3 separate regions of the Mus musculus genome follow, and regions 1 and 2 are each linked to region 3. A link is a contact called in ENCODE POLR2A ChIA-PET data. All regions are on one chromosome and are shown on one strand. Each heading gives the region's core, a stretch centred on a gene start or an enhancer-like site at or near the end of the contact. The rest is flanking DNA. Distances are from core to core; before and after follow the strand shown.

Region 1 (3,613 bases), core at 728-3,227, 160 kb after region 3:
GTCTTTGCTTGTGGCTTGAAGTGACTGTGTTGTGAACATTTTGAGGTGTTGGGATAGGCTAGCTTGGAGTAGGGTTGGCGTGTTGATCTAAAAGCTGTTTACTGTAAGGACATGGTGGGCTCTCATGGATGCCATACATAGAAGATACATAGCTAGGCTTCCTCAGGCAAGAGCCAGCACCCAAGCCTCTCACCCTTCAACTTGTTGGTCACAGACTTTCTGTTTTCTAAAATATTAGCCCTCATGCTCCAAAAGCAGGCACCAAAGTAAAAGTAGTTATGAACAGGGCAAGTGAGCAAAGGGCTTCCCGGGTGGCAACTCAAATCCTTTCCCAAACTGACTAAAATGCACAAGAGGAAATTGACTACAGAAAGCTTTCTTTCTTTCTTTCTTTCTTTCTTTCTTTCTTTCTTTCTTTCTTTCTTTCTTTCTTTCTTTCTCAGAGACAGGGTTTTCTCTGTATAGCCTTGGCTGTCCTGGAACTCACTTTGTAAACCAGGCTGGCCTCGAACTCAGAGATCCGCCTGCCTCTGCCTCCCGAGTGCTGAGATTAAAGGCATGTGCCACCACGCAAGTATACTCACTGTTTCAAGTTCAAAGGAAGCTTACAGAGTACACCTGGGTCTGATCTGTCCCAGGGGTGGACGGCGTCCTAAAAGGCAGTGCGGAAACAGATCTGGGATGAGCAGACGCACTGAAGGCAGTTGGGTTGGGCACCTCAGACTGGTACCGGGGTGCAAGGGCAAAGTCCTAATTTGGAGGGATTAAATAGTCCAGCAGCATGCAATCAGAGAAGGGACTCAGAGTTGTCCGTTGGGAGTGGCTGGAAGTGTGACAGGGCCAGCCAAAGAAGACACTCTCGTGGGCAAGCTTACGGGACAAAGAAAAAGCAAGAGGGCTGTCAAGGAAAAAAAAATGCAGTTGGCTGCTCAGACTTTAGTTTTGGGTAGGATGATTCTCTTGGGCTTTAATTTTTAAGTTTAAACAACTGGGCATCACACACATGCAGTAACTCGTGAATATACTTTATATGTGTATAGATTCCTTCACAATAATAAAGATCTGACAAGGGTTCGCTCTATCCAACCTACAATACCGGGCTATTTTGCCTGCGTCTTAAAAACTAAGTTAGATACACACACATACTGACGCGCGTGAATTTTGAGGGCAGTTTGGAGGCTTATGTGTGTGCTTCGTAACCCCAACCAAGTCATACATCATTCCCAGCAGGCAGGGACTCTTCAGTCGCTTCCTGCTGGAGTCGCCATTCGGCTTTCCACCCTGCGCTTTGCCTCAGGCTCCTCTCAGCTTCCGGCTTCCAAACCCCACCTGCCCCGCCTCTGCTGCACCACAAGCCCCCATTCTTTTGAAGCAACCTTGGGGTCCACAAAGGGCTCCTCCTCTGCGGAGGTTGGGGATGTCATAAGGGATGTTTTACATCAACCTTCTGAGCCGTCCAACTGAGTGAAAGCGGCGACTCGCCTGGAGACAACAGTCTACTCCCCACCAGGTCGACACCCTAATAATCAGTCACGGGGTAGACTCTGAACCGATGAGACAGGGCACTGCGCATCCCCAGCGGCGCGTGCCCAGTGGGGAGCGCGCGTCCAGCGGACCCCGGAGCCTCCCGGCAGGTGCCCCGCCCGCGTCTCCCGTGCGCACTGGGACCCAGAGCACTGTCGGTTCACAGCTCAGACGAGCTCAACCGAAACCCAGCAGTAATGACCCGGGGGTCGCGCCGGACAGCTGCCTCGCTAGGCCACGAGGGTCGGTCCCGAGGATCGGGAACAGAGCCGAACTATGGGACCCAGGGCGCACACAGCGCGGCTGGGCGCCCCGCCCGCGCTCCTGTGCGCGTGCGCCACCCGCAATCTCGGTTTCGCACTGGGTACCCCGCCCCACACCGTCCCTACGGCGAACCGCGAGGCCCAAAGAGCGGAGGATCGCCGCGGGCCGAGGGCGGGGCGTCGCGCTGAGGTCAGCGCGGCGGCGATCGGCCCCGCGGTGGTTGGCTGCGCCGCGCTGGCCGCGCCCTGGTTGGCTTGCAGGTCGCGGGCTGGGCGGCTGGCCGGGCTGAGGTCGGGGCTCGGGCGCCGGCCGGGTGTACGCGGTGCTGGGCTCCGCCGCGGTCCGGGTCGGTGACGGCGCGCGCGAGGGCGCGGCCAGGCGCCGAGGGCGGGGACGGCGTGCGGGCGGCGCCTAGGGGAGGAGACCGGCCCATGGACCCGCGGGGCCCGGTGCCCCAGACTCGGTGCCGCCGGGACGGAGCCCAAGATGTCGGCCTAGGCCGGGCTGCGACGACAAGGACTGTGCGGCTACTGGACGCCGGGGTGCGCGGCCGCCGGGCCGGGGAGTGCTGGCTCTGACGCCGGGGCGCACGGACGGAGAGAGGCCGGCGCGTGGGGAGCGGGCCGCGCGGCACCATGTCGGCCAAGGTGCGGCTCAAGAAGCTGGAGCAGCTGCTCCTGGACGGGCCGTGGCGCAACGATAGCGCCCTGAGCGTGGAGACGCTGCTGGACGTGCTGGTGTGCCTTTACACCGAGTGCAGCCACTCGGCGCTGCGCCGCGACAAGTATGTGGCGGAGTTCCTCGAGTGGGGTGAGTAAGGTGCCGCTCGCCCCCCTGCGCCTCTCACTGCTCGCACCCGCGCCGGGCCTCCCTGGTTCTGCGCTCCGGAGCCACATCCTCCGTTTGCACTCCCCCCACTCCCGGCCATCGCCCTGGCCGCTTCCTAGACCCACCCTCCCAGTCTGGATATCATTTCCTGCAGCGCTCCCTGGGATATCCGCCCTGCCCCCGCCCCGGACTAGCCTTTGGGGTCCAGAGTCGAGCCTGGAGCTACCCCTCCTAGCCCTAGACTCTACCGGGTGGGAGGGCAGCCTCTGTGCCTTTTGCACCTCCTCACCACCCGCCCCTGCTCGGTGGGCCTTCCGAAGGCTTCGTTCCACAGCCCAGCCCCTAGGACTCCACCCAGGTGACAGCCTGTCCACCTCCCCTTGATGTCCACGGCTTGAATATCCCTTTCTTTTAGCACGTCCGAGCAGTTTTTAACTGTTAAAGGTTTTATATAAAATACAAGAACCCTCCCCCAACACCCCCAACCCCCGACTCCCTAATTGTAACCGTGTCAGACTGGTGATATTTCGGGGTGTGTGTGACAGCTAGAACTGTCACTTAAAAACTTATACATCTGATCTTGGGTATTCGGTTCATCTAGGGATCTAATGCAGTAATCATAGATCGGATGATCTATTGTGCTTTATTAGGACGAATGCTTGATTAAGTCATTCATTGACAGTTCTCAAGACAGGCTACAGTGTAAGGTTTCAACCAACCCGGACAGTAATTTCCCCTTAAGACCCTCAGTTCCCTCACAAGGACTAAGGAGGAGGAAGTGTGATTTAGGTTCAGGTCCAGCTCTGTAAATCTTGTCCTTGGTTGCTTTCGTCATTGGGCTAAGACTGTGCAGTTTGAACCAGTCATTTCTAATCTTCCGGACAGATAAGGTTGATATTTACAGGAGGAAACAAATGTGTTCCACATGCAGGCCTCCTCCTCTAACCGAAATCTAGAGCTGTGTGTAGAACTTCATTGTCCCTCAGTTTTAGAGGGC
Region 2 (3,954 bases), core at 1,419-3,918, 180 kb before region 3:
CCTGGTCTTTGGGAGAGAGTTACAGGACAGCCAGGATTACACAGAGAAACCCTGTCTCAAATCAAAAAACAAAACAAACAAAACAAAAGACCAAAACACCAGGATGGTCGCTGTGACTCAGTCCTGGAGGGGGTGGGGGAGGCAGAGGAGAGATTCAAGGTCATCCTCGGCTATACACAAAGTCCAAGACTAACCCCCAGCATGATTCGCCAAAGACAAAAAAAAAAAAAAAAAAAGGTGGGGGGGGGGAGAGCAATAAGTACAAAGAGACCAGAAATGAAGTTATGAAGGTTTGAAAAGTGGGTCTTCTTAAAGCAAGACTGGAGAGATAAAGAAAAATGTGCACAGTTAACTAGTAGAGGATTTATTTTATTGAAGAAGAAATAGTTTGCAATGTTCTTTTTAAGTTTTTACTTCTTTGTTTGGTTTGGTTTTCAAGATAGAGTTTCTCTGTGTAGCCAGATGAGGCTGGCCTCAAACTCAGAGATCTGCTCTGTCTCTCCCTTGAAGCACAAAGTTACCTTTAAGACGTGCTATTTACAAAGTTTCTTTGCAATACAGCAATCCGTCTTACAGCCATTTAATAACTCAGGAAACAAAGTAGCAACACAGAGGAAACAGCCCTGAGGCAGAACTGTTTTCTTTTGTGCCTCCCAATATTTACCATAATAGGTCATTTAGATCCTAAAAACCATAGCACAGGGAGTACAGAATTAGGCAAGCTCTGGCTGGTAGTCAGGCCCCCTAGCCACAGTCATTCCCTCTTCGACTCTCCAAGAGTTGAGCAGCACAGGCTTGCCCTGAGACTCCAAAAGGCTGAAGGGTTTACCCTGAGGATCCAGACCCCAGGTACCTTGTTTTGAGAGAGGGTCTCATCGTGTGTGTAACCCTGACCCCCCTGAAGCTGCAATGCTGACCAGCTTGCCTTTCCAGTTGAAGGCGGTGCCGCCAGGCCTCCAGCAAGACTCTTCCAAGACTGCGGGCTTCTTAGCCTTCTCCAGCATTAGTTCACCAGAAACGAAGGTCAGGCAAGATGGCTCAGAGGGGAAAGCGTTTCATAAGAAAGCCTGAGTTCCACCCCTGGCACCAACCATGGAAGGGATAAAGGCTCTCCAGAAAGCTGTCCTCTCAACTCTGCCGCAGGCATATCACACAAAATCATTGCAATTTTTAAAAAAGTAAAAATGAATGTTAAGGCAAACTCTGACCACGAGAAAGCTGCTGGGTGAGTTAAATTTTCCCCTCCCAAAGCATGTTCAGGCACCTGTTTCATCTTTTCTGCCCAAGGACTAGAGTTATATTTTCTAAAGACAGAAGTGAAGGCTTGTTTTTTTTCTTGTGCCAGGAAACTGAGCCAGAGGCCAGGGTCCTAAGGCAACAAATCTAAACTGGAGTAGTCAGAACTTCAAAGCTAAAAGTGTGCAAGGAGACACAGCATAGCAGAGATGAAAATTTTCACAGCAAGCACATTTTGCAATTCTTAATTTTCTCCATCTCTCTTCTCTCTCCTCATCCCTCCTTCCCTCTCTTCATTATTGCTTAAACCAAGCTCTCTAGTCTCTATCACTAGCTTAGTGGTCATTGAAGTGTTAGTAGCCACTGATTAATGTTTTACCTCCAGCCTTAGCGTTTTCATATGACTGATAGACTCTAAACCTAGGCCTTTTTTTTTTTTTCCCGAGACAGGGTTTCTCTGTGTAGCCCTGTCCTGGAACTCACTCTGTAGACCAGGCTAGCCTCAAACTCAGAAATCTGCCTGCCTCTGCCTCCCGAGTGCTGGGATTAAGGCGTGGGCCACCACGCCTGGCAACCTAGGCCTTCCTTAAGCAAAGCATTCTGTTGCAAAGAAGTGCAACTGAGGGCTGGTGAGATGGCTCAGTGGGTAAGGGCACCTGACTGCTCTTTGGAAGGTCCAGAGTTCAAATCCCAGCAACCACATGGTAGTTCACAGCCATCCGTAACGAGATGTGAACTCCCTTTTCTGGAGTGTCTGAAGGCAGCTACAGTGTACTTACATATAATAAATAAATAAATCTTAAAAAAAAAAAAAAAAGAAGTGCAACTGACTAAAAAAAAAAAGCTTTATTTAGTTTTATATATGTGAGTGCATTGTTACTGTCTTCGGTGTTCCTAACAGCTGAACCATCTCTCCAGCCCAGCAATTGTTTTTTTGAAAAAGGCTTCACGCCCATTCTTGCTGCAGACCTGCACTGTGGATCTCTGACATCGCGTGCACGTTTACAAACAATGCGAAGTCTACAGAAGTGGGATGATGAAGTCAGCCACGGCTTTAAGTCGAACACTAATCTTAACGATGCGAAAATGAGAAAGAACACCCTTCAAGAGCTGTGTTAATACAAATGGGAATTAACTCGGGGATAAGCAAGGCTCGCGCTCTCCACAGCGGATCCCGGGCAGTGATCATCAGTCCGTCGGAGAGGTGCAGGCGGCGTGGGTTTGCTCGGCGGCCTTCCTCCCTGCCAGCGCCCCCGGCGTCCCGCTTACCCGGCTGGACGCCGCATCCCTGTGATCCGTAGGGCGCTCACGGGCCAACCTAACGCCGCCGCCGCCGGAGAAGGACCGGCAGAGAAGCCGGCGAAGCGCTCTGCTTCCGGGCCGCAAAGCCGCCATGGCCCGCGCGTACGGCAGGATCGCGACAGTGGAAAGGTTGGCGTTACGGCGGCGTCGCAAAGCCCGAGCCGACGCGCGGCGAGGCCGACCGTGCGCATTCCCTGGGACGGACGCCGGGCGGCGGGGCCCGCGCGGGACGAGGAGAGGACAAGTTTTCCCCGGGCTCACTGCTGACGGGCCCGCTCTGCGAGGACGGCGACAACGCTGCGGAAGTGTAGGTGGCGGGGCGCGATGGCGCGTGCGGCCCAGGTGAGCGTGGGGCGAGGGCGCGAGCTCCGTTCTCCCGGCCTCGGGCGCTCCGCCGCCCTCGCTGCGCAGGCCCGCGCCCGCCGCGCGCCCATTGTGAGGTCAGGCGGCGGCGCGTCCGGCCGGGCCGAGACCCGGGAGCGGCCGCCGCGGCCAGTAGCTGCCGCCGCCTCCGCCGGCCCCTTCACCGGCTGCCCGGGTCAGACCTAGCCGGGAAGGGCGAGGGGGGATGCCGCTGGGGGCACCGCTGCGGTGCCGCTCCCCGTGAAGGGCCGATCTCCCACCTCGCAGCCCCCCGCGGCAGCCAAGACCGCCGCCGCCCAGACCTCCCGGGGTAAAAGCTCTGCGAGGGCCGGGCTTGGACCCTCCCGGGGACTGAGTTCTGTGGCCTGCCCGCCAGAAGTGAGCTGTTTGACAGAAACCTGAGAGCGTGGGAAATGCTCTAAGCGCACATACCGGGAGGCGAGTGACCGAGTTAATCGCAGTCGGCAGGTTTGGGCGGCGGGTATTTGAAGTCAGGGTGAGGATTTGGAAGTTTCGTAGCTCCTCTTTCAGAAAAGTAGAAAGTTAGCTAGCTGTCTGGACGAATGGTGCTCCTGTGAGTGTGGAAGAGCTACTGTTAACTTCCAAACTGGTTCCAGAGAGTAGATTAGGATGGGGGGGGGGGGGATCTAAGGAAATTGTGTTGCTAACCTGGTGGGTTGACTAGAATGGCAGTGTACGCAGCTCGCTCTCATGGTTTAAGACAGAATTCATAGGCCTAGACATCCACCCAGGCTGGATCATGAGGACCTTCTGTCTGTCGTTCAAATCCCTACCGTGTTCCCCTATTTCCGTTTTGCTTTGAATTCTTAGGGTCACCAAGTAGCCCATGGTGATCTTGAATTCGTAGTTCCCTTTCCTCTGTATCCCCGACGCTAGGATTGTAGGGATACACCAGCACACCGGTGAGCTTGCTTTGTTTTGTTCCTGTCCAGCTGTTTTCAGGAGAGGGAGTTGACATGTCACATCTTCCCTTTCCTCAAGCAACCTTTTACACCTTTGACGAAACCTTTTGTGTATTTTGGTGCATGCCCA
Region 3 (3,528 bases), core at 101-2,600:
GCTATGTTTCCCCAATACAGGTACCAATGGCTGCGCAACAGCTCTGAAAGAGAAAAGGAGAAAACACACAACAACCCTACAGGTTTAGCATCACTCCTCCCCGGGACAACTTCCCGTCCCCGAGTCCCTCACACAACTAACACTCCGAGCTCTAACAGCCCGAGTCCTTGTGAGAAAACAGCTGACATCCCCATGTAACAAAGCACAACTCCAGGAACCCAGGAGGCCACCATTTTGACACGGGTTGTGACTGGCAGGGAAACTGCTCGAAACGAGGAGGACAACACGGAACACAAACCCTGCTCCCTCAGCCGCCGGGAGATTGTCACATCAAAGGCCACCGGCGAGTCATGGGTTGCCCCGGCCGAGCGACAGCGTTGTAACTGCCGAAAAGGGGATCCGGGCCCTTTCTCTCCCTCACTTCAGGCCCGGGGGCCACCAACTTCGCCGATGGCGCCTCCCCCGGCTGCCATCGTGGTAAAACGGGAAACGTCGAGCCGGACCTGCCAACCGCCGAGGGGCGGCTTCGGCGACTCCGGGGGCTTCAGGGCGGCAAGTCCAGGCTGGGAGCCATTGGCTCCGTCGGAGCACGAGGACCACGGCCGAAGCCGCGCCCGGGCTCCCTCCCCTCGCTCCCTCGGCGCACGGCCGACCTTCGCCCTCGTCCCCATGGCTACGCGACGGTCGCAGCCCGTCGCCCGGCCTCCCCCTTCCGGCGGCCGGCGGGGCAGAGGTGCGGCCTCCCTGAGTCACAAACGCGCCCCGGGCCTGACTCAGCCACGGCGCGCGCGCGGGCGCGCTCCCGCACGGCCCGGCCCCCCCCAAACTGCGCCACACGCGCGGCGGGTCACGCGGCCGCGCCGCCATCTTGCCGCCGCCATGGCCCGCCGCCCGCGACTCACCGTTTTCGTCAAATAAAGACATAAACCCAACGCGGCTCGCCCGGGACTGGGAGGAAGAGGCGCTGGAAACCGGGTCCGGAGCGGCGGGGCCGGCGGCGAGCGGAGGGGCGGCTGGGCAGGTGCCGCCGCCGAGCAGCGGGAGGGACTGTCCCAGCGACGTCCGCGTCCACACCAGCAGCGCCGAGCCTGGCGACCTGGCGGGGACAAGGCAGTGAGCGGCGGGCGGCGCCTGCCCCCGCCGGCGGCCCGCGGGGTGGAGGGGCGGGAGCGCAGGGCAGGGGCGCGGGCCACCGCCCCCCGCGGACTCACCTCTGGAATGTTCTCGCTCTGACTGAACAACGCCGCCGCCGCGCTCAAGCTACCCTCGGCCCCGGAGCCCGCCCCTTGTACCGGGCAGCCACCGCTTATTGGCCGCAGGCCCTCCCAACTTCTCTTGTCATTGGCTCGCATGCACGTCGATCTCACGCTTCTCCGCCCTCCACTTCCTGGGGCTCCACTCGTGGTCTCGGCCCGCCTCCTGCCTGTCCCAGCTTCCTTCCCTTCCCTTCCCCCCCCCAACTCCGTCCTTCCCAGAGGCCTTCGCGGTCTCGCGATAGCCCGGCTCGCTCTGAGTTTATGCGTTCAGGCACTATGGCGCCTGCCTAGTCCTCTCTCGGGGCGGGGCCGGGCCGGCTATGTCCACGGTGCTTCTCTGTGGGCCACGCGTGATCTAACTGCTCATCTGGACCGCGCCAGGAGGCTCCCGACACTGCGGCTCCCCTTGCCTCTTTCCCACCACCCTTCCTGCTGCCTGGCCCGTGCCTGTCATCCCATATGGTGCCTCTCCCTGAGCTCGGGGAGCCAAGCCGCCGCCGAGCCGAGACTCCGCGGTTGTGGCTCTGAGGTTTCCCACGATAGAAACCTTTTTTTGTGTAGCTTGGGTCCCCGCGCAACTTAGGGTGGTCTCGACCCCAGTCAGGTCCGGCTGTGCCTCGAGGTTTGGCCATCCCCCCGCCTCGGGGCTCAGTCGCCACGTAGGGCCACCCCGTCCAGCCCAGCCCGGTCTGTAAAGGCCAGGCTGGTTGGTGACTGTGACTCCCTGCAGGTGCACCCGAGGAGGCAACAGTGTTTTATTTACTAACAATTTATGTTCGGAAGAGGAGCCCGGACTTTTTCTTTCCTAGACACTCTTCCATTATTTAAAAGAAAAAAAAAACTTCTTTTTTTGGTAAAAGTTTCGACTGAGAGTTGAAATCATCCCAGAGTCCAACTAATAATATAGAAATACCTGTTCCACCTTCCCAGGGCTTCTGAGAGCAGCAGCCTGGCTTAGTCAGCAGCTGCCTGGTTTCCTGGATGGGGAGAAAGAGCAGTGTTGTGGAAGAAGGGCTGCCCTTTGTTCTACGCCAGTAGAATTTGTAACAAGGTTAAAATGGAAAGATCAATTTTATTTTGCCCAAATCCAAGGTTATTTCCCCATGACTTAAAAGCTCTGTAAAGCTAATTGACCATGTCCGTGAGGGAGACTAAAGACAAGATGCAGAACTGAAAGATTTGTGTCTCTTCTGTAGCTTTTATTTCACAGTCCATGGCTCTACAGTTTTTACGGCTCTGTGCTTATCCAGGTTCCCCCTCGTTAAAGTGGAAAGATCTCAGGCAGTGCCTCTGTGAGCCATGGATCATGACTTGGCAGTATTGGAAAAGATTGAGTTTTTGCTTGGCTGAACTCAAATGGCAATATTTTAGAAACTCTCAGAAAAGGGTGTGAAACCAGTCCGAGGTAAGAGGCTTGTCTCACAAAAGTATTTTTGGTAACACTATACAAAGTGGTCTTTTCTGTATGTTCGATGGCCTGATGTTTAACTTCATTTTAAAAGTTTGTAGGAGCCAGGGGTGCTGACACCTTTAATCCTAGCACTCCAGAGGCAGAGGCAGGCTAGCCTAGCCTATATAACAAGTTCCAGGACAGCCACAAAGGAGATGAAAATATAAAAGCTTATGCTAGTGTTGCTTTTAATTTTTAGTGCTGTTATTATGGACAACTTCTAAGAATCACTTTGATGCCCTTTCAGTATGTAGCCCAGCCTGGCCCCAAACTCATAGCTAGCTTCATGCCTCAACCTCCCTAGTAGGGGCTTACAGACAGGTACTAGCACACCCAGCTAAGTGCTTTGTAAAAAATTTTAAATTAATTTTATTTATTTACAATAAGAAGTACTCGTAATCACGCCATTTATCAGATTCTAATATCCTACAGCTTTAAGAAGACCTTGAATACTGAGGAATTTTTACACCCATTTTACAAACAAGAAAACTGAAGCCTGAGGGTAGGGGGGGGGATGAAGCTGCTTTTCCAAGGTCATTTCCTCTGTAACTTACAGAACTAGCATGTGTGCCCAATTCTCTTGGCTCTCAGAGCTTTTCTGGGTCAGCGTATGACATAGCCCTCCCTAGTAAACAGAGGAGTCTAAGTGGGCAGTTTGTATGTAAGTGACTAATAGTCTGGTAAGGGGTGTGTTAGACCTGTGCTTTACAGGTGACAACAGCCCTTTAATATCCTGTAGGCAGCTTCTGAACGCAAGCTTGTGTGACACCAAGCTTATTGCATCATTTCCCTTGCTATTTCTGTCGCCACCTCATTTGGATG

Evidence for each region. ChIA-PET counts read pairs that join two places held with the same protein, here RNA polymerase II (POLR2A).
Region 1: POLR2A ChIA-PET joins it to region 3 with 11 read pairs in embryonic stem cell. The contact joins the promoter of Cdc42bpb here to the promoter of Eif5 in region 3. POLR2A ChIA-PET finds 5 or more read pairs at or near these places in 3 of 5 experiments (Patski and embryonic stem cell).
Region 2: POLR2A ChIA-PET joins it to region 3 with 10 read pairs in embryonic stem cell. The contact joins the promoter of Bag5 here to the promoter of Eif5 in region 3. POLR2A ChIA-PET finds 5 or more read pairs at or near these places in 2 of 5 experiments (Patski and embryonic stem cell).

What each region holds. Positions count from the first base shown.
Region 1 is chr12:111,376,082-111,379,694 of GRCm38, reverse strand. Cdc42bpb (CDC42 binding protein kinase beta) reads left to right here and starts at 1,977. Exons shown (of 37, transcript NM_183016.2): 1 at 1,977-2,598. The coding sequence starts at 2,424.
Region 2 is chr12:111,711,970-111,715,923 of GRCm38, reverse strand. Bag5 (BCL2-associated athanogene 5) reads left to right here and starts at 2,668. Exons shown (of 2, transcript NM_027404.2): 1 at 2,668-2,880. It overlaps Coa8 (cytochrome c oxidase assembly factor 8), which reads right to left and starts at 2,655. Exons shown (of 5, transcript NM_026511.2): 1 at 2,506-2,655. The coding sequence starts at 2,631.
Region 3 is chr12:111,535,923-111,539,450 of GRCm38, reverse strand. It overlaps Eif5 (eukaryotic translation initiation factor 5), which reads right to left and starts at 1,350. Exons shown (of 12, transcript NM_173363.5): 1 at 1,212-1,350; 2 at 903-1,096; 3 at 1-43.